Regions from separate parts of the Mus musculus genome. Here region 1 is linked to region 2. Evidence: chromatin loops called from intact Hi-C (ENCODE). Cell type or tissue: left cerebral cortex. All regions are shown on one strand. Links, peaks and the distances in the headings refer to the core of each region. The heading gives the core; the rest is flanking DNA.

Region 1 (11,690 bases), core at 5,721-8,220, 69 kb after region 2:
TTCCTAACACAACAAATATACTTGATGATCAAGAAATATTCATTCCAGAGAAAGGAAATAACATGCTTCCTCCAAAGCTTCTCAATACTGTTGACCCCAAATAAACTGTCTCAAAAATAGGTGTCTGGCCAGACAGTGGTGGCGCATGCCTTTAATCCCAGCACTTGGGAGGCAGAGGCAGGCAGATTTCTGAGTTCGAGGCCAGCCTGGTCTACAAAGTGAGTTCCAGGACAGCCAGGGCTATAGAGAGAAACCCTGCCTCACACACATACACACACACACACACACACACACACACACACACACACACACACACACACAAAAGATTGTGTTAACAACTTATATACTGCCATAGTTTACAATAGAAATGTTCTCCCAAAAGCCCATGTTTGTTTGTTTGTTTGTTTTTTAAAGATTTATTTATTATATGTGTGTACACTGTAGCTGTCTTCAGACACCCCAGAAGAGGGCATCAGATCTCATTATGGATGGTTGTGAGCCACCATGTGGTTACTGGGATTTGAACTCAGGACCTTTGGAAGAGCAGTCGGTGCTCTTAACCACTGAGCCATCTCACCAGCAAGCCCATGTTTTAAAGGGCTTAACCCTCGCCAGGTTGGATCTCTTGGGAAGTAATGGAGACTTTTAGGGCTAGGGTTTTGTGAGAGATCTTCTCATCAGAGCCATATTCTGAAGGAGTACTGAGATTTGGTTCTCCATATTTGTCCCTTCCATTCCCAACTGTGAGCCAAGCAGTTTTACCATGTGCTTCTTGCCATGTTATATGGCTTAGCCACAGGTCGCAGGCCCAAATATATACAAATATATATATTTGTGTATGTGTATTAAAATAATCTGGCCACAGTATTTTTATTCTGTGTTATTTTAACTTCATACAAGAGGAAAATGACATACTTTAGGTTGCTCATTTTCATACTTCGCCATAGCTTCAATAGACACTTCATGATGAAGAAAAGCCTTAAAAGGATCTCTTAAGGTTGAATCCAAGCTGTGCACATTTCCAAAACAAATCTGCACATAAAAAGCTACAGGACAGGTATTCATATCCACGCCAATCCTCTTTCATAACTGCATTAACACATGCTTGCCTCTTAAACATGATTCTGCAGACCTTATGTCGGTACAGCATGGAGCCCAAAATAGGGAACTGCCAGGCAGGGTTCACAGTGGCTTGCAGAGGCAGGAAGCAGGATGTGGGTACCCACAGCATCCAGCAGCATGTGTTTAAGTGAGGAACAGACATCTATTTGATGACCTTGTGAACCAGCTCAATGGATATGCTACGGAGAATATGACAAATTATATACGTTCTGTGTAATAAATCTTTTCAATGCTTTAAAAATTCCCAAGATTCTGAAAAGAGTTACCAAATTATAATTTAATTCTGCTCTTGATTATGTTCTGGGGTTTCCCATGTTGGAAAAAAATAGCGTTTGTCTAAAGAGTAAAGGGTAGTTTAAGTGTGATTGTGTGATGAGAACTCAAAGTTCATGTGTTTGTTTTATTTTTTTTTCATTATTTTTGCGATGATAGGAAAATTAAGCTTAATCTTGCCTTCTATAAGATTATTTCAAGTATACAACACAGTGTTCAGTATGGGTACAATATGTGTCCTGGCTCTGTGATTTAGCCATCTTACAAAACTTAAGATTTATTCTGTTTGAACTGCAGCTCTTACCTTGTACTCTCCAGCTCTGTTTCTGAGTGATTGTTTATGTTATATATTTCATATTAATAAATCATAGAGGACTCCTAGAACTTGGCCTCTGTCACTGTTTCATTTAACAGATAATCTGCTGATTCACCCATGTTCCTGCATGTCAGAATTTCTCCCTTTCTCTCTTTCTGTCTCTCTCTGTCTCTCTCTGTTTGTGTCTCTCTCTGTCTCTCTGTCTCTCTCTTATTTTCTGTTCAACTTACTGTGATAAAATACCCTGATAGTAATTCAGGGAGAAAGGGCTTATTTTAGCACACAGTTCCAAATTCCAGTCCCTCCTAGCAGGAAAGTCACAGCAGCTTGAGACTGAGAAAGTTGATCCGGTTACACGTATAAACAGTAACAAAGTGTAGTGTGTGCACAAATTTGAGTGCTCAGTTAACATTTTCCACTCTTTCACAGGTCAGGATGGCCTGCCTAGGGAATGGTACCACCCACAGTAGGCAAGTAATCAAGATCGTCCCCCAGAGACATACCCTCATCCCGGCTTAAATCTTTCACTGTGACTTGATGCCCAGGTAATTCTACATTGTGTGTAGTCAATAAGGAAAAACTAACAATCCTGGGCAAGCAATGTCTCAGGAGTAAAGGGCTTCCTAAGAAGCCGGGCCACCTGGGTTCCATACCTAGCACTCACATCCTGGAAGGAGAAAACTAAGTCCCACAGGTTGTTCTCTGACTTCTGCATGTTCCCCCCACACATATGCAAACAAATAAGACACTATTTAAAAATGAAAACTAACCAGAACCGCTTTAAATGCTAGATTATCTCCCTAGCTATTCGTTTTCAAAGTGGAGCTTTCTCCCTTTTCTATCCCCATTGGATGGTTCCAGAGTGAACATGTTCCCCTTTGATGAGGCCCCTTAAACCTTTATAGCTTTTGAAATTCTGGTTTCCTTCTTTTTATTTCTTTTAAAGATTTATTTTTAAATAAATGTTTGTGAGTACATTGTCACTCTTCTTCAGACATATCAGAAGAGGTCATTGGATCCTATTACAGATGGTTATGAACCACCATATATATATATGGTTACTGGGAAATGAACTCAGGACCTCTGGGGGAGCAGTCAGTGCTCTTCACCTCTGTGCCATCTCTCTAGACCTTATTTATTTATTTGTTTATTTGACAAATTTTGTTTGTGGTTTGACAGTTGAAGCCAGGAGCTTGCTGGGAATAAACAGTCAGTCTTCTTGCTGATCCACATTTCCAGTTCTTTATAGTGATTTTCAGTTTGTGGCAGAGTTTTGCTGAGATGCCCAGGCCAGGTTTGAACCTACTTTATAAGCTAGACAGGTAGGTCTTAGAATTTGGTCCTCCTGCCTCAGCCTCCCTGGTCTCTGGGATGACAGGTATAGACCACTGTTCTTAGTGACAGGCTCACTTTTTTTGTTTATTTGAAGCAAGGTTTCTCTGTGTTGCCCTGACTGTTCTGGAACCTGCTCTGTAGACCAGGGTGGTCTCAAACTCAGAGATTCCCCTGCCTCTGTTTCCTGAGTATTGAGATTAAAGGAATATGCCACCAGTGCTTAGTACAGGCTAACTATGAATGGCTTATCTGTTAACTTTTTAAAGGCTTAATATATAAATGTGTGGGTTTGTATATAAACATATATAGTATCTGAGCATGTATATTCAAGTCTCTCATGTATGTGTGTGTGTGTGTGTGTGTGTGTGTGTGTGTGTGAATACACACACACACACACACACACATCATTTAGTTCTTTTATGACTTTTTAAATTGAAAATAGACTTTTTCCCTACAGTATGTTCTGATTACAGTTTCCCCGTCTACAAATCCTCCCACATCCTCCCCATCTCCACACTTACTGAAATCCATACTTTCTTACTCTCTATCTCTCATTAGAAAACAGACATCTAAGATGGGTGGGGTGGCGCACGCCTTTAATCCCAGCACTTGGGAGGCAGAGGCAGGCGGATTTCTGAGTTCGAGGCCAGCCTGGTCTACAAAGTGGGTTCCAGGACAGCTGGGGCTATACAGAGAAACCCTGTCTCGAAAAACCAAAAAAAAAAAAAAAAAAAAAAAAAAGAAAACAGACATCTAAAAAAATAATAAATAAGATAAAAATAAAGCTGAATAGGATAAAACAAACAAGTGGAAGAAAGAACCGAAGAAAAAACACAAGAAACATATCTACTCAGACACAAAAATGCCATAAACACACAAAACAAGAAACCGTAATCCATAAGCAAAAGACATAAAATTAAAAAAATCCATACAAAGTATTATGAGATCAAACAAAACAAAATAACACACACACACACACACACACACACACACACACCAAATTACAGCCCTCTAAAAACACCATTGAGCTTGTTTTGTGTTGGCCATCTACTGGTGTGTGTGGGGATTGCCCATAAGTGTGGCTTGCCTCCCCAGTGAGAACTTCATTGGAGAAGACTTCATTTTTTACCTCTGTGAGCAGTATCTACTTTCCTGCTGTGAACTGTTCCTATCATTTCATTTTAAGGCTCGTGTTTGCATAGACTTCATATTCTCCTTAAGGGCCTTGAACACACTCATAAGAGCTATTTGGAGGTCTTCTGCTACATATACACTGAAGTTTTCAAGGCCCACATTCATAGGGTTGCTTTTTTTCCCTGAGAGTTAATGGTGGTGTATTTTTGCAATGGTGGCCAGACATGTTGGTTTGGGAAGATTGTTAATTCTAGGTGTTCCATTTGATCTTGTCATTTTGAGTAGACGTTCTGTTCATTGGTTTCAGTTGCCCTCTCTGGATCTTGGGAAAATGCCCTGGTTGTGGGTTGCCTGTAGGGGGTGCTACTGAGTCCTTGCCAGCTGTGGCTGTGGTGCCTGTGTGTGTGCGTGTGTGCGTGCGTGTCCTGGGAAGAAAGTGATTCTAGGTATTGGGGATCGACAGAGGGGATGGGCTGAGAAGTACGACTGGAAGGAGGAAATCTGAGTCTGTCCTGGGGTTTAGAAGGTCCCTGAAAGTGTTCTGCTGCAGGCTTGCCAATGGGAATAGGGGGTCTTCAACCAGGACAGAAAGGAGGATGAAGATTAAAGCCAGCCAGATTCCCAGGCTGGAGTGGCCAGCTTGTGCCCAGGTAGAGGATGCCTCAGGGTATTGGCAGTGGGCACAAAGAGATTAACTGAGTCCCCAGGGAGTAGGGACAGAGGCAGACAGACCCCTGCACGGGATCTGCTAGGGGGCTGGGAATGAGATTCGAACCAAGGCTGTTCCTGATCATCAGGGTCGAATTTCTCGTTAAAAATAACTTTTATCTTTAGGTTGATACACTCATTTTGTTTCCACAATTTATTTATTGGTTTGTGTTCTGTTGCAACTCAGCAGCCTCTTTAGAGATGAGTAGTTTAGATTCCTGGGCAGGACCCCTCAGACTTTCCAGGCTTATCTAGGTTCGTTCTGTTCACTCAATTCTGTATGCATTCCTCATTCTCTCTGTTTTTTGCCATTTTTTTCCCTACACATTTGAAGAAACAAGTCCTTCTTAAAGGAATTATTCATAGATGCTTGCACATAGATAAACGGGGATAGATTAGAGGGACCTCCCCCTGTCCCCCAAGCACTGGGCAGGAGTTAAGCATTGTTAAACACTGCTAAGGAACGGGTAATGGTGTCTTTCTGACAAACCCATTTTTAATGTGTACAATTCTTTTAAACCAGCTAAGGTGTTGGCGACTGGGTGATTTGGCTTCCTCAATAACTGCTATTAGGCCCTTCTTACATGTTGCAGTTTCCATGAGCAAGATTAGGAGTCAGGCAGCACCTCACATTTCCCTTATGCCCTCGGATGCTTTGCTCACTCTATGGATGCGTTGAGGAAGGCCTATCACAGCCACAGTTGTTTGTTGTTAAATCTTGCCCTAGATGGGATTACCTTGGCCACAGCTGCTCTAAATAGCTTATTCCAGACTTTTGCCTTACCAGTTCTAACGAACACCCGAACAATGCTGCTGCCATTTTTTTTTGTGAGGCTAGAAATGCAACCTTTCTTTTGTTATTCCGGTGGAAGGCTTGCCAGGGAAGCAAACACCATGTTCCTTTTCATAGGGGATTGTGTCATGACTGGTGCAAACTTACTTCTTCATTTGCATGTCTCTTTGGTCCAAACATTCTCGCTATAACCATTTCCCCCCTATAAATGGCTGTTTAGCTTCCTTTGCAATTCAGCTGGACGACATGCTCCTGTCAGAAGCATAAACTGTACCCCCCCCCCCCCACGTTGCCTTTTCTTGCTGACTTTTGATCTTGACAGTAATAAACTGAGTACACTCAGGTGGGGTGACTTTGTGACGGGAAGCAGGATGGTGGACGCTGCCTTGGTGGTGTTGGGCACTGACAGTAATGAGGGGTGAGAGGGGAAGGGCGGAAAGGATGGAGCAAGACGCTAGAGACAGTAGGGAACCGTGACAGTTAAGAGAAGGCAAAAGAGATAAAAGCCAAAAATGAATAAAGACAGAAGGTGGTGAAGAACCAGGGGAGAGAAACTGCAGGCCCCACTCTCTGGAAGCATTGCAGAGAGTTGCCAAGATCTCAGACACACGCATTGAGGTCCGAGAGCAGTCACTGGCTGTTCAAGAGCGGTGACGTTTAATGATGGTGGCGCGAAGGTTTCAGAACCTGAGCCTATTTCTATTAAGAGTCGCCACCCTTTGCTGCCTCCTGCTACCCAGTGTCTGCTGTTGCCATTCGCTGCAAAGAGTTACAGTAGCTGGCAAGCACTGGGACCCTTAGCGATTAAGACTCAGAGCAATGCATTGGCAAACTGAGAGCCTCTAGGTCTGGAGCAAGCGGGCCTCTAGCTTCAGGGGTTGGAGCTGAAAGCCAGTGCAGCCTCAGCCTCAAGGCCGTGGTTGCTCGAAGGGAACCCGAGACTGTCAGCACTTGAAGAGCGTCTCATCTACTCCTGGTAAAGGCACCCAACCCACCCAGAATATTAATAACACGACCCTCATTGATCAGTCTGACCAACGAGGTTCTTTCCAGCTGCCCTAAGCGTATTTTCTTCGTCTTCTTTTCATGGAGTCAGTGATCTCTTGCGCCCTCTGGTGTTTGAGGATGTCAGTTCCTTTAGCAGGATCCTAAAGGGAGAGTGGACATTGGAGACACGTGGTACTCTTTCTCTTTCATTGGGGTGAGGGGAGAGCCTCAGTTCCCTACATTTTTCCCAACCTCAAAGGTTGGTGCTAGCGATATAGTGATCCCCGCTTCCTGTTCTTGGCTGCTTGCTGCTCTAGGCACCTGCATAATCACAGTTCCTTTCGGACCTGGTCAGAGGTGCCTCTGAACCTAGCTACTGAAGGACAAACTGACAAGCTGAGAGCCTAGTCACAGATTCACTCTCTGCCCCTAGGAGAAGTCAGTGACCAAGAAGCCTCTCTGGGACCTAAGCTATGCCGGTTTTAGGAAAAGGTAAGATAAAGTGTAGTTTCTCTTGGTAACAATTTCATGTGGCTCTTCTTGCTTTTCTGGCTTAGGTAACGTGCCACATCTTACCTGTATTCACAAATGACTGCAGTGCATGTGCGTTCTCCTTGGTTTCTGTTTCTCAAGAGGAATGAGGATGCTGACTTCTTCTACCTTGCTAATATCACTGTCCCCAGTTTTTCAACTTTATGAAAGAGCACAAAGGTGTGGCAGAAACGATACAAATTTACTTAACGTCGGCAATGCTACAATTAAGAAAACCAATATCGTGAGGGACGGGGGCTGCACACACTTTTAATCCCAACACGAGGCAGGATGATCTTTGTTTGAGGTTAGGCTAGTTGACAGAGCAAGTTCCAGGACAGCCAGGGCTACACAGAGAAACCTTGTCTTGCCAAACCAAAAACCAATCAACCAAACTGATGCCGCTGCCTCCGGTGCAGTCGCCGCCACCGCCACCACCGCCACCAGCAGCAATGCCACCACCACCTCCACCAACACACACACACACACACACACACACACACACACACACTCACACCAAAATAAAACAAAACCACCACCAACAAAAAACAAACAAACAAACAAATCCTCAGTCCCAAAGCTTTAATTCCTATCTTGGCTTTGAGAAGGTAGCATATTGCTATCTATGCCCTATGACATCATTCTGACTTTAACGATTGAGTGAAAATACAGTTTGAATTCACAATCTCCAAACTTGTTCATTAAAATCAGTTGTAGGAAGAAAATGACGGAAGTTTCCTCGTGTAATAAGAATAAGAATTAGCTAATGTTTTTGCTCTTAATCTAAAGTACATGAAATTTATCTATCAATCTAACTTTTCTGCTTTAATTGTATCAACTTGCTCAAAGGTCTGATTCCTTTTGTATCTCTGTCTCTACAGTTGCACACACAGACTAAATGGGCTCAAATTAATGTAATAGTATGTTTCAGAAAGGCGACCACTATCTACAGGAGTGAACTTAGGCTGGATGCCTTTCAGTCCAAATGATAGTTATTAACAGCCAGGAGCTGAATGGCCTTCATTTCGGCTGATTTTATAAGTGTGATCCCAAAGAAACGAACTCAAACTATACAGTGAGTTTTGCAAAATCTGGGGATTTGTGGCAAAACGTTGAATGGAGATCTTAAATCAGAACTTATACATTCATTTTCTTTCCATTTTTCTTTATACTACAGTGGAGTGTGGCGGGGTTTGGTAAGTTACCTATGGCAAACACTGAGTGATATCTAATGAATGAGAGCACCAGGCATCGGCTAGTGTTTTTTCTTATCAAAGCAAAGCCTTAGGTATCCTGGGGACTTACATCTGGGCATGGCAGTTAAGAGATTTAGAGAGATCATGATTTGAAGCTACGGTGTTTTCTGGGAATTAGATAATAACCTAGTTGAGAGACAGCACTTTCTCCCTCTGTTTCTTCCCTAGACTCTACCTTCAGCCCATGTTTTATAGTTTGAAAGACAAAATAGCCATTGCAAAAACATGGGGAGGAGAACTGTGAATTAAACTAGAGTCTTCTTCCCACTTCTCCTTTGATCAACCACACCCAGCATCTTTACAATAAAGGCATGCTGAAGTATTGAGACTGTTGTTTCCGTAAGACCCTAAGCATCACTCAAGGTTCAATCAACATAACTAAGATATATTCTTGTTGTGGTAAGCCTCCAGCAAAAATATGCCCTGGCAATGAAAACAGGACTCAGTTAATGTGAATACATGCTGTGCGCCTAGATTGGGCAGATCTACCGCTACACCACCATCTTCTCCATCTATGAGACCCCTTAGAACTTGCGGTTTCTCCAGGCCATGTGTTTCTGCTCTGCTTTTCTTCTTCCTTCTCCTCTGCATCCTCCCCCTCTTCCATTTTCTCCTTCTTCTCTCTCTCACCTTCTGCTCCACCGTATCTGCTTAATCATCAGCTCTCCTTATTTTATAAATTAAGGTGGGAAGCAGGTTTACAGGAAATCACCTGAGTGCTGACTAATTCCTTGTTTGCAGCCACTCACAGGAGAACGGAATTAACATCAAATATAATAATTAGCCCCAGGGCTATCCACAACATATTTAGTATATGTTATTTCATCCCAAATCATGGGGATGGTAATAATGCGATTTAAAAGCTTTGTTTATGATTCTCACAATTTAGTGACTCTTACTTTCTCAACAGTGTCCTAAGCACTGCAAGTCCACACATGAAAGAAGCCATTTTGCCTTTAAAGCATTGACAGGCTTGTACTGGGAAGAAAGCTGAATGGCAGTTTTCAATACAACATGAAATATTCTTGACTTTGAATAAATAACCTCTAGAATTAAAAATAGATAAAATTTCTCACATAGCTAGTTGTTCTCAAAATGGGGCCGCTTTCTGCTAGTTTTTGAATGAACAGCTTCTGGAATCTCAAGTCAAGTAGGGTCTTGCTTTTAAGCATCGAGTCCGTGAGTTTGACTCCCCAACCCTCTTATTCTGTGTTGCTCCTCCAGCCAGGTTGTCTGCGTGAATTGTCACTAGGGCACAACTATGACCCTCTGGGTTTTCTTTCTTTCTTTTTTTTTAATTGGGTATTTATTTCATTTACATTTCCAATGCTATCCCAAAAATCCCCCACATGCTTCCCCACTTACTCCCCTACCCACCCACTCCCAGGAACTTCTTGGCCCTGGCGTTCCCCTGTACTGAGGCATATGAAGTTTGCACGACCAATGGGCCTCTCTTTCCACTGATGGCCGACTAGGCCATCTTCTTATTCATATGCAGCTAGAGACATGAGCTCTGGGTGGGGGGGGAGAGGTATTGGTTAGTTCATATTGTTGTTCCATCTATAGGATTGCAGATCCCTTCAGCTCCTTGGGTACTTTCTCTAGGTCCTTCATTGGGGGCCCTGTGATCTATCCAATAGCTGACTGTGAGCATCCACTTCTGTGTTTGCCAGGCCCCGGCATAGTCTCACAAGAGACAGCCATATATGGGTCCTTTCAGCAAAATCTTGCTAGTGTATGCAATGGTGTCAGCGTTTGGAAGCTGATTATGGGATGGATCCCCGGATATGGCAGTCTCTAGATGGTCCATCCTTTCGTCTCAGCCCTCTGGGTTTTCAAACAGGCTCATGCCTTTTCTCTGCCTATATTATCTTAAGATGCGGGAAAGATACTTTCTCTTAATTCCCTATGAAATAGGAAAGACAGGTGAAGATTCTACTGAAGGTTTCACCACACTGAAAGTAAATATGACACAGGAGATAATTTACAATTATATAGTTGCAGTCATACACTGCAGGATTGTGTGTGTGTGTGTTTCTAACCTCTTCCTATTTTTCTTTTTATCTAGGCTGTCTCCAGCAATGAGGGAACCAGCAGTGAGTCACTCAGGCTGTAGAGTTTTGCATGTTTTGTAGGCATGCAAAACAAATTACAGGGTGAACCAAGTCCATCCTTATCAGCCCATGGCATGCCCCTGCCCTAGGCTTTTTTTCTTTAGGAAGATTATCATCTTTCCTGTACGATTGGCTATGGAAAGACCTGTTGAGCAACACATTACACTCCTGTCTGTAAAATGTCCATATCCAATCAACCCTAAAGTCCTCTAGAATCAGACTGTTTGTAGAATTCTGAAGAGGATAGATATTATTAAAAACCATGTAGAGCCCAAAAGTTGCCCCGTCCATGTGAGGTACAACAAAGCCAACTCACTCTCTTCCCAACAAACTAAGAAACAGCAGCAAAATGAAACAACAGCAGCAGCAGCAGCTCAAACCCCCGAACCAAGCAGACGCGAACCTTAAAACTAAATTTCAGGTTTAATCTCAACAAAGGTGTCTGTTTCTTCTAAGTAAAAATTAAATCAACACTATAATAATTTACTGAATGGAAGTTTGAGAACTATGTAGGAAAACTTTGTCAAATCTCTCATGTGACCACTTTACCTTACCTATGTGTAAATAGGACACATAATCCTATGAGGAAAATGCAACATATAATTTTCTTATCCATTCACCCATTTTATAGTATAATTATGTAGGCGTGCTTACTTGATATCTTCCCATCCATCTAGACACACCTCTATATATTTATCTAATTTGTGCATTCTATCTATCTCTATCTATCTATCTATCTATCTATCTATCTATCTATATCTATCTCTGTATTTATCGTCTCTCTGTCTCTGTCAGTTGTATCTCTTCTCTACCTTTCTCTTTCTGTCTCTATTTAGTTCCATTTGACTGTCACAGTTTTAGTCTAAGATGTAGTATGTTAAGCAGAATGAGGTACTTATCCTGATTGAATTTACCTCCTTGTAGAGATGATAGATAAACTAAGGGCCAAAGAAACATTGACTCTATTAACCGGATTAGTTAATGCTACGAAAAGTTACGTAGGACATGCTGGGCTCAGCTTTGCTTTTGTGTAGATATGAGAATGCCTTTTCTGACAAGGGTTCAGACAGAGGTCATATCAGATTCCTAGAAATGTCTGAGGAGGGAGCATCACATTCTGA
Region 2 (11,690 bases), core at 5,262-7,761:
CAAGATTCTCAATGGTAGCAAATCAAAATGTTTTGCTAGCAGTGTCACCAATTGAGTCCAGATCACTGTAGTAGGAGTATATATGTTTCTTCTTTAAGTATTCCTATAGATAAGACACTAAATTTAACTCAAAATATGTCTTACACACACATATATATGTATATATATACACATATATATATATGTACATACATACGTACATATATACATATATATACACACACGGCAAATAATATATTTGCATTATTATATACATATTATATATTATTTACTATATGATATATAATAAATAATATAAAATATAAAATGTGTCATTGTAATGTAATATATTACATGATATATAGTTGCATATGTTATATATCCAAATATATATTTATTATATATCCAACTTCATATTTATAATATATGTGATATATGTAATTATATGTAATTTATAATATATGTAATTATATTATTTAATATATTGTTATATATCCAAATATATATATTATTTGGACAGTAATGCCTCAGAAATTAACCAGTGCTTCTTCACACTTTTACATGTTTTATGCTTATGATTTCAATATCGTAATTTCAGAAAGTCTATGTTGATTCAGTATGGAGATGATTTATTTCTTAGTTCTTCATCTAAATGGGACCCAACCTTTGACTCAATGTTTTGGTTACAACTGAACCTCAGTTTTTTTTTTTTTTTTTTTTTTTTAAAGATTTATTTATTTATTATATGTAAGTACACTGTAGCTGTCTTCAGACACACCAGAAGAGGGCGTCAGATCTCGTTACGGATGGTTGTGAGCCACCATGTGGTTGCTGGGATTTGAACTCCGGACCTTTGGAAGAGCAGTCGGGTGCTCTTACCCACTGAGCCACCTCACCAGCCCATGAACCTCAGTTTTAAGACTCGCTGAGATAAGCATTACTTCTCAGAAGAAATAGTGCATTGTCTACCCCATCACATCAGCAAAGGAAGCTTGTCTGCCTTCAGGAAAAAAAAAATAACATCCAACTTTATCTTCACTCAGCAATGGAAGGCAACATGGACGCTTCCTTGGGTTTGCATGCAGTGTACTGAGGGTCCACTGTCCCCAAGTTTTGACTGACCAGGCCACAAACTCAAAAGAATATACAAGTTTCTCTTTAGGAAACAAAACAGGAGACTGGTCCTTGTTAAATTTTAAGGCACATTGCAAAGTCCTCCTGAGGTTGCACTCCCCAGCTCCAAGTTCTTTATGAAGCAGGCCAGGGGTGTCCTCACATTCAAACTCAGCCTCACATCTGAGAGAGCTAAAAAATCAGATTCACATCTTTCACAGAGCCAGGAAGGCACAATCAATTATTTCTTTGGTTGGTTAAATATTGGCTTTGGGTTCTCCATTTGAGATCTTGTCTTCAAATCTTCCACAGAGCCAGGAAGGCACAATCAATTATCTCTTTGCTTGGTTAAATATTGGCTTTGGGTTCTCCATTTGGGATCTTGTCAAACCCTTGGTCCTATCTCCCTAATGGTTCTAGTGATGACCTTTGATGATCGCCGTGGTCTCCCAAGAGTTTTAAATGCACGTCTGTGGACACTAGCTCAGCAAATGATCCCCTGGAGCGGCGACAAACAAAAGGCAAGGAATGGCATGTGGCCCGTTTGCAAAAGCCGATTTAAATCCCCTTTGTGATCTGCAGCGTCTGGTGCTGATCAGAGAACTGATTGTCATCTAGTCACACTCTCAGACCAACCCAGAGAGGGGAGTTTATAAAATAGTAACAGTGGGGCCCACAATCTTGTATACCCCTAGGCCAAACGATAATAGCAACCGAAACTAAGCCATCTAAATTTCCTTGAAATGCAAGCTCTAAAGAAATACACTTAGGGTTTTTTTTTTTTTTTTTCTTTGTTTTTTTTTTTTCTTTCTTGCCAGTATGAAGAAGTTGAAGGAGGCAGTCTTAGACAAATGAACTTGTGAAGCTCCAGTGGCTTCAAAAGGATACACTGCTTTGGGGTGGGGGTGGGGTGGGGTGGGGGGGGAGGGGCAATCATAAAAGCCATCAATGAATTTCTTCCTTTAAGCTTTATAAACTACTCAGTAAGTCTTGACAGCCAAACTTGGCTTCTCCCAGTCACACACTGTCCTTTTGTATTTACAACACACTCGTGTTGTTTTTAAAACCTGATGTGATTTTTATCTGGAGAGCGGACGTCCTCGGTGTTGTTCTCACTGCATGGTGGGTTTCCTGTAGCTCCTTTTCACCTGGCAGCTGTCTTCAGAGAGAAGGATGTGCGAGAGCTCTTGAGTGACCTAGATCTGAAGACTCTTGGGTGGTTGGTTACCTTGGCAACATTCAGTGCTTTAGCTCAAGAGAGTAAACAGGAGGGCTGGCGAGATGAGTTCAAATCCCAGCAACCACATGGTGGCTCACAACCACCCGTAATGAGGTCTGACGCCCTCTTCTGGTGCGTCTGACGTCAGCTACAGGCTACAGTGAACTTACGTATAATAATAAATAAATCTTAAAAAAAAAAAAAAAAAAAGTAAAGAGGACCCTCTATTAGCTCATATGTGCTAAGAGGGTGCTAATTAATTTGAGGCCACATTTCAGTTATTAGGAAAGGAAAGGATAATTCTATACAGCAAGGCCAGAAAAGTTATACAGGGAATTTATTCCATCATCTGACTTTAAAAGATACCAATCTTTTTTTTTTTTTTTAAGTGTAACAGAGACAAGGCCAAACCATACAAAATATATCTAAATATAAAAGTGTAACAGAGGTGAAAGCGAGTCTTCAAATGCTTAGCAAAACAAGAATTATATTTCTTTCTCAACTTCCTTTGCTCAAAGAAATAGGACCGCGGGAATTAACCGTGGGTGTGGCAAGTCACTGCTGCCAGTTGATAAATGGGCAAAAAGGACCCTAGGAATAATCTTGGATTTGGCCAGTCACTGGTGCCCATTGATAAACGGGCAGATTTCACTGAAATGACACTTCTTCTTTAAGTAGGGTCAGCTCATTTGCAGGAGAGCGAATCTGAGATGAATTTTGTAAGACTAATTGAGAAAGGTCAGTTGAAATCAGTTCTAAGAAGTGCTTGCAATTAAACTCTCCCCAGGTGTGGGGAAGTGCCTGCTGGGCAGCTGCACCGGTGTGAATTAGCAAGCCCTGGCTCAGGAATTTGGGTTTAGCTAGCCCACCTCCTGGATTCTGGGAAGGTCACACTGTGCAAACTATAAGCTTCAAGGTCTCATTTGAGTTTGCTGAGAGCGGCTTAGTCATTATAAAAATACATTTTCTGGCTGCAAATATAATCGCCCTTTCAGGAAGAAATACTCCCACGGGCTAACAGACTATGGAAATGATAGTCATCAAGTAATTGGAATTTTCCTGGGATTCTTAAGCTAGAAGAAACCTGTCTCCTGGAAAGAGATTTTACTTAGCTTTGACAACTTGTCAGACCACTTTACGGAAGATGCTGGAGACAGGATTGGCGTGAGCACCCCTTAAAGGGACTGTTTAATTATACACACCTGCTTTCTAGTTAACCCTAAATCTCAAGCCAGGACCCTGAAGATGGGTGGTCAATGGAGCTCTTTGTTCCTCTTCCCGTTGTGACACCTTTGACTAAAGATCCTTTCTCTGTTTTTCAGTACACTTTGTGTAAACCACCTATTGAGGGCAGGACGATGGCTTACCTTGATGGGGTCACCAGAGTCCAGTGTTCTAACTGTAACTCTGAAAACAGGAAGAGTCTGTGGGTTTGCAGCCCACACACAAATGGCCGTATAAGTAAGTTATTACGTGTGTTGCTTATTTTTTTTTTTTTTTGTGCAGTTCCTTTTGAACATAGCATCTGGCACTCAGGCGATATTTAAGATGAGTTGTTTCATTTATGTTCTTTCAAGACCAGCTTACAGAAGCCGTATTTTGTTCGTTCGTTCGTTCGTTCGTTTGTTTGTTTTTGAGACAGGGTTTCTCCCTGTAGCTCTGTCTGTTCTGGAACTAGCTATGTAGGAAGAGCTGGCCTTGAACTCACACAGATCCATCTACCTCTGCCTCTCAAGTGCTGGGATTAAAGGTATGTGCCGCCACCACCAGGCCATAAGCCATATTCTTTCCTGAAATTCCCCCTCCTCCATGTAATATTAACCCAGGAACATGAATATTTTTATATGCATATACCAACTAAAATTTAATGGTGGCTCCCTGGAGGAAGCACAGTTCTCTTGTTCAGTAGTTTAGTCTATCAGGTAAGTTTCTTTCTGCAAAAAGTGTTGGCATTTAGGCTCCGCCCCACAGTTACCTGGCAACAGCCAGATGTGCCTGACTCACTATAAAAGGGACTGCTTTCTCCCTTCTCTCTCTCTCTCTTGTTGCTCCCCATTCCCCTTCCCCTCTCTCTCCACATACTCATGGCTGGCCTCTTCTCTCTCTCTCTCTCTCTCTCTCTCTCTCTCCTTTCTCTGTCTCTACTCCCTCAACTCTCTTCCCCATTCCCTGAATAAACTCTATTCTATACTATACCTTCCTGTGTGGCTGGTCCCTCAGGGGGAGGGGATGCCTCTGCATGGGTCCCCAGAGGCACCCCTTCCCCCACATCTGACTGCACAGCCACCTAACACATTCCTTCGCTCCTCTTTATTTTTATAAAACACAACATGAAGTACTTGTCATTTGGGGGGAATCTTTATTTTTTTAATCTTATTTGAATTTATAATTATCAAGGCTAGCTTTTAAAGAGTAAGAGGTCATGACTGTAGTGATGGCTCAGCAGTTAAGAACTACTCTTCTAGAGAAGACTAGGGTTTGATTCTCAGCATCCACATGATGGCTGACACTGTTTGTAACTCAGGTTCTAGGGATCCATTGCCCTTCTCTGGCTTCCATGGGCACCAGGCACACATGCGATACAGACCTACATGCAGGCAACACCCACCCCCACCCGCACACAATGTATTGGCATGCTGTGGCATGCATTCGTGGAGGCTGAGATAGAGGAACTGCATGACTCCAGGGCCTGGGGGCTAGCCTCAGCAACACAGCCAAATTATGTCTAAGACACACCAAACAAAAAACTCCAGAAAAGACCTGTCCCCTGGAGAGATGGCTCAGAGGTTAAGAGCACTGACTGTTCTTCCAGAGGTTCTGAGTTCAAATCCCAGCAACCACATGGTGGCTCACAATCATCTGTAATGAGATCTGATGCCCTCTTCTGGTGGTCTGAAGACAGCTACAATGTACTCATATATAATAATAATAATAATAATAATAATAATAATAATAATAATAATAGACCTGCCCCCACCTCAGGCAAGCATTCCATCACAACTAGTATTTGCTGTGTTACACAGAGACACTATTATCTTCATAGAGACCTCAAACAAAAAGGTAAAAATTGCTACGGGTCGCGTTTAATGCCCTCAGCGTAAATGACATGACTTTTCTTCTTCTCCATGTATAAGCCCACAGTTTTCCAGGAATCTCACCTGCAACCCCATTTACAACAAAAGGAAATGTCTTAACTATCCGGTAGAACGCTTGCAGTCCATGTTTTGATCTTATCAGACTGTAACTCCACGAAAGGCGCCCCTGTAGCCACCCTACAAAAAGGAGGGATGGGGGGAGGGGCTCTTAGCAGCCCCTTTGAGTTGTAACTTGGGAGCCACCAAAATGGTCTTTATGGTTACTGTTAAAACACAGCTCTGAAACCCATGCACCTGGTCTTGGATGTGTCTTATTGTTATTAGCCCTCATATTTAAATCTACTCTGAGAAAACCCTCTTTTTAATTAACTCCAGCTCTGCTTCATACCACATCATTCTTTAATTCCTTCCTTCAGTTTTACCTGAGTGGAGGTTCCTAAGGGACAAAGGGCTACTAAGTAGGGCTTGCTGAGTGCCCCGGATTTAAGGCTCACTAGTTTTAACCTAGACGCCTTTCCCGCTGAATAGGAAAACAATTGTTTTGAACTATCTCAATTTATTTGATAGGAGAGTAAGAAACTTCAACCTCCGGCCCCGCGTGGGTAAGAGATAACATTGTATTCCACAATGTTTGACAAAGATGAATGGCCTTCTGCCATTTACACAGAATCCCCTTAACTTAGTTTTTGTTTGGTGAGCTCTTTGGCGCCAGGAGAGCTGTTGCCGCAAGCAAACAAAGGGAAACACACTGTGGGGCCTAGGGACTCTGAAATCTTAATCCGGAGGGAACTGGCCAAACCTTCAGAGGGGGAGGGTATGCACGACTAATAGAAAGCTCTGAGAAACATTAATTTAAGTACCGGGCTTGGGGGCACTGAATAGCGCCCTCGGTCTGGTAAGAAGAAACCTTTGCACATCCAAAGATGTATAGGAGCAGAACTATCCGGTCCTTTTCACCTGTCACATCAAAGTAAATGTGTGAACCCATCCAACGGATGGAAAGAACACTCTGTGGGGAGTTGCAACCCCTCCGGGAGGTGATGGGGTACACACACCTGGCTGGCTCCAGGAGCTAGGTCCCTCCCCAACCTGTGTTAGCCAGAGGGTGGGGGCGGGAGAGGATTCGGCGCCGAGGTTGCACAGCACATCCGGGCGCGCCGGTAGCGGGCTGCGGGCTGCATAATTGATGGAAGGCCGGCGCAATTGCGCTGGGAGCGTCTCGGGGGTGGAGGCCAGGGCGGCCGGGCCCCTCCCACTCGGTTTATTCTCGAGTGTCCTGTCCCCAGGACTGGCAGTGGGCGCCCAGTTACCAGCAAGTGTACACAGGGACCAACGGAGACGGATCGCAGCGAGCTGAGGGTGCCTTAGCGACCTCCTGGACAGACCCGCCCGCGCCATGCGCTCGCACACTGGCCTGAGGGCGCTTGTGGCGCCTGGTTACCCGCTCCTCCTTCTATGTCTTCTGGCGGCGACGCGCCCTGATCCGGCTGAGGGCGATCCCACAGGTACCTGGGGGGTTCGGGGGGCTGGCGCGGGGAGGGCTCTGGGTTCACCGGAAGAGGCTCAGTGGCGGCGACCCTCCAGCCCGACGACATCCCTTGCCGCTCGCGCAGGGGCCGCGGGGATGCAGGCGCAGGCGGCTACGGAGCGGAGAGGGGGGTGGCCTTTCATTGGCTGGGCGCGGGTTACCCAAGGAGGAAACGTGGGAGCCCGGGTGGCTCCGCATCCGCCGGGTATAGGGATGATCCCGTCCCAGTAAAGCTCAGTTTGATCCTGGGAGCTGGTAGTGAGACAGGGTCGGATTTTTCCTAGGAAGTGGGCAAATAGAGTGCGTGGGTTTGTGCGGGGGAGACTGGGGGCTTCTGCTAGTGTGGCATGATTATGAGTCCACATTCCGCGAGGCCGGCTCCCTTCATTAGAGCCACAGCGAGGCTCTCGTATCACCTTTCCTCCTGGCAGGTGTTGAAATTGAGTATGATTTTTAGAGCAGAGGGTAAAAATCGCGATAGCCAGCCAACTCAAACAAGCCCAGATAAGAAAATTAGACGTGTGTGTTGTCTTTTCATAACAATCTTTATAAAAACAAAACATTTTTCAAGGGTGTTGGGTTGCGTGTTTACGGCATGCGGACAGAAGGATTTCCGTGAAAAACATTACCGGGTCAAGATCTATTTTGCCACCTTAACTCACCTTTTTATACTTTATGTGTTGCAAGCGATCCAATGCTTTTCAGTGCAAGTTCCTGTGTCTGTGGCAGGTTAGCTCCCATTTAAGTCACCACTAACTTTCTTAAGCAGTTGAAAGACTGGCTTTACTGGGAACTAAATCCAGACATTATTCCACACAAGGTTTTGCGCTATTATAAATTATTTCCATGAGGTTATAGCATGTAGATTGGTTAAACATAGTATAAAAGAAAATGGTCAAAAGGACACACACACACACTGTTAACTTGGATTCTTCTAGTCCCTAGATTTTCTTGTTCCACATGTTTTCCATCATAATAGTTTAGGACATGACCTTACCAGGCGAACCTGGTTCTTCGGTCCTCTTCCATGCATCATTTATCATATGCTTCTGAAAAATATAGCCTCTTTTTCTAACTCGCTTCTTTTGCCTCCCCGCTTCCCCTTTCCGCTCCCAGCTCCTTCCCTCCCCCTCTCTTCCTTTCTTCCTCCTTCCCCCTTCCTTCTTTCTTCCCTCTGCACTTCCCTCTGCTGTTGTCTTCCTCCTTTCCGTGAGCGTGGGCCTGCGTGGACAGAAGCACCTCCACCTTGGAACTACAAATCCAGCCTACACTATTGTTTTGAGATTCAGTGTCTCTTGGGTTAGTTCTAGAAGTTTGCCTTCTCCACTTGGCAGTGGTGGGAACTTTTTCCCCAAGAGCTTTAAAAAGACCGATCTCCAGGTCTTGCCCTAGAAACAACTGATTCTTTTAGCATAGAAGTCAGCCTGGACATTAGCAGTTTGGAAAAATTCTCAGTGTGAGTCAAAGCAGGCAAAAATCACGAGAGGACCCAAGGGTGTATTGTTGCTGACGTCAGGTTGAAGTTAATGTACCCCCCTGGCTTCTATAGAGAAGAAACTTGGAAGCAGATGAAGCTGTAAATAAACGTGCTGAAAGTCAGGGGAACGTGGGACTTCCTTGGAAGACTCAGCTCAGACGAAAGTTACAAAATTTGAATGCCTTGGTATCTGAATTCCCAGCATCCATTTGGCAGCTTCCAACCATCTGTAACTGCAGTCCCAGGGGATCCGTCCTCTTCTAGCCTCCTTGGGCATGGGCATAGATGTAGGGAAAACACTCATATACATAAAAACAAATAGCTAGATGGATAGATGAAAGGATAAATAAAGTGGTGAGGCCTCTACAACTCTTCCTAGATTCAGTATTAACTTGAATGAGATTCAACATTGTCTTTACTAAAGCAATACAGCAAGGTTTATTGAGTGCTTATGTCTTTATACTTTGGACTATTTAGAAATAGGTGTTCTGCTAAAAGAAGATTTTTGGGGGCCAATATCAATAATGTAAGTTACTGTACTAATACAGTGTCAGAGGCACTGCACTGTGCAGTGTGTAGCCTGATGGATTAGACTTTATTTTCCCTGATTTCCTTTCTTTCTTTTTTTAAAAGATTTATTTATTTTATTTATATGAGTACACTGTAGTTGTCTAAAGACACACCAGAAGAGGGCATCAGATCTCATTACAGATGGTTGTGAGTCACCACGTGGTTGCTGGGAATTGAACTCAGTAGCTCTGGAAGAGCAGTCAGTGCTCTTAACCGCTGAGCCATGTCTCCAGCCCCTCCCTGATTTTCCAAAGAGGAAGTTGGGCAGTCAGTTAAGCAATTGCCTAGTGCGTGGAGTTAGTTTAGTAGTAAAGCAGAAGGTTTAAAGTGAGTCTCCCTCCATAGCCCGTTTTCTTAAACACAGCTCTCTCAGAGATCACTGCACCTACCTGTGTGAGTCTGTATGTGTGAAACCACATGTGCATTTTTTTGAGTCTTGGAATGAGGTCAAAGGTAAGGCCCAGGGGAGTGAGTCGCTGGCTTCTTCAAGGTTCTTTCTTGAAATTTTTGTCGTTTTCTTTATTTTGTGGATGCAAATACATGTGTGCTCATTTGTGGGTTTGGCAATGCTCATGTGATCATGAGAGGACAACTTGAGACGAGTTGTTTCTCCCTCAAGGGTCCTGGGAGTTGAACTCAGGTCATGAGGCTTGCCACCCTGTGCCTTAACCCGATGCCCTGGTTTTTCAATTAAATAAGAGATCTAAAAATAGCTTTGTAAAAGGAACAGGTAAGCACGAATCTTTTGACATAATTTTTAATATTATCATAACCAACAAACCAAGGTGATTTTTTTTTTGAAACCCTTTTAATGGAGTAATTTGGAACAAGCATTTTAAACTTCCAAAGTCATAGCCTGTATGCTGCTTTGATTAATTCTCTTCCCTACTAGACTCTATTGTCTTGGTAGTAACTGCTCGTTAGAATGAACCTTACTTATATGTCAGCATCTCCCTGCCATTTTGTTTGTAGAGAACACTAGCAGTTTTTGTCTCTAAAGGTGTTTAAACTGGTTAAATGAAGAGATTTATTACAAGCCCGTTTTTAATTGGGATATTTCTGATGTTTAAAAATTTGGTCATCACTAAAATTATGTAAACTTTTGTTAAGAATATGTTCAACTTACTTTGCATCCTGGTACTCCATCACCCTGCCCTTAGCTCTTTCTCTTCATATTTTCCTGAGTGGCCCTATAGTATTTGGATGAACGGAAGCAGGAGGAACCCTTACCTGGGGGGTGGAACTAGAGGCACACATCCTAGTGAGGATGGCTTCCCCCTAAAAGGACAAATTGAGGTTCAAGGTTAGGCTCAGTACAGTGAAGAAGACACTCCACTGCAGATTACCTCATCCCAGTCTCAGAGCAAAGCAAGGCGACCAGGACTTCTACACAGCGGCATGTGGACAGTTAATATCTGACCCATGCTCTAGGGCAGACCAGTACAGAAGGTCAAGCCTTTGGGGGTGTGGAGTACAGCTGTGTGGGGACAGATGTGGCAGCTGTAGTGGGGTGTCATATATACATGGGAGTTGATCCTAGAACAACTACTGTGCTATGTAGTATGTAGCCCGATGAATTTGATTCATTTTCTCTGATTTTAAAAGAGGAAGTTGGTGCTTCAGTTAGAGCAGTCAGGAAATCTGTCGAGGAAAGCAACATGCAGGGTTTCCATCTTGGGAAGAGGAAAATAAAGAGGAGAGGATGAGCGGAGAAGGGAAAACTTTTATGTTCTTCGTGAATTCATCACTATAAATCTCCTCCATTGCTTTTTATCTGTGTCACATATGTACAAATACATGTATAGTATATATGTGAGATGCATATTATACATGTGTTTCATGTGATAAGTATGTTGTGTGTGTGTTTGAGTGGGCACACACATATTGGTAGCTCTGTCCACTGGTTTCTAAAAACTAAGTATACTTAATACCTAGATGTTGGCTGGGAGCACCATTTTTAAATAATGTTGTAGAAATGGCTGCTTTCTTCCGAGCTGGGGTGGGGAAGTGTGTAGACCTGGGTGCCAGAAAACAATGGAGTCCTTGAAGGATGATGAGTCATGTCTGGAAGAGGCAGGAGCCAGATCACCCAGAGAAATCCTAGTAACAGATGATGGTGGTGATGAGCTGAGAGGATCTTGCTGTGTAGCTGGGCCTGGCCTTGCCCTTGTGAGCCTTGCAGATTAATCTCCCGAGTACTATATTAATGGTGACATTGCTAAACAATGTTGGAATTCATAAGTCCAGACTGATAAGTAGTAATTAAACTAGGGGGAACTCTTTGCTGATGCACAAAGTTCGTCGTAGTTTTAAAGGAATTTCCTAGAGAAATCTTACAAATTCCAAAGGAGAAGAGTAACCTTACATTGGGGAACTGTGGCAATATAATCAAACAATCAAAGTAAAAATCATCACTACTAATATTTTTTAAATGTTTTCTTTTTATTTCTTCTTCCTCCTCCTCCTCCTCCTCCTCCTCCTCCTCCTCCATATTGGTTCCCTAGTGCAATTTGGTCTGAGATGATATGGTAAGAAGAGCACAGAATTACCTCAGTGGCATTGCTGCCAGGACTGCCTATCTCAAATCTAATCATATTACAGTAGGCCTGAATTGTCCTAAGGGTCAAGGCTGAAGAGGCGAGGCCGGCCTGGTAAGAGCAGAGCTGTTGCAGACAAGAATGGAGAAGAATGGAGAGGCAGGAAGCATTG

Evidence for each region. Hi-C counts contacts between places; a loop is a spot of excess contacts. Peaks named below come from ENCODE experiments on the same cell type or tissue, not always from the same donor. Only the 100,000 strongest peaks of a DNase experiment are listed, where the experiment ranks them.
Region 1: a loop joins it to region 2, with 2.0 times the contacts of the local background. A loop is called at or near these places in 1 of 42 quality-filtered maps.

Annotation. Positions count from the first base shown.
Region 1 is chr13:117,283,036-117,294,725 of GRCm38, forward strand. No RefSeq gene overlaps it. Among named protein-coding and RNA genes, the nearest start is that of Emb, 68 kb to the left of the region's middle. In left cerebral cortex, for the core only: a CTCF peak has its summit at 6,798 (motif pointing left); a DNase peak (open chromatin) is centred at 6,783.
Region 2 is chr13:117,214,047-117,225,736 of GRCm38, forward strand. Emb (embigin) reads left to right here and starts at 6,527. Exons shown (of 9, transcript NM_010330.4): 1 at 6,527-6,911. The coding sequence starts at 6,803. In left cerebral cortex, for the core only: no CTCF peak of the experiment used is centred there; DNase peaks (open chromatin) are centred at 6,609, 7,073 and 7,627; H3K4me3 peaks cover 1,743 bases; H3K27ac peaks cover 1,292 bases.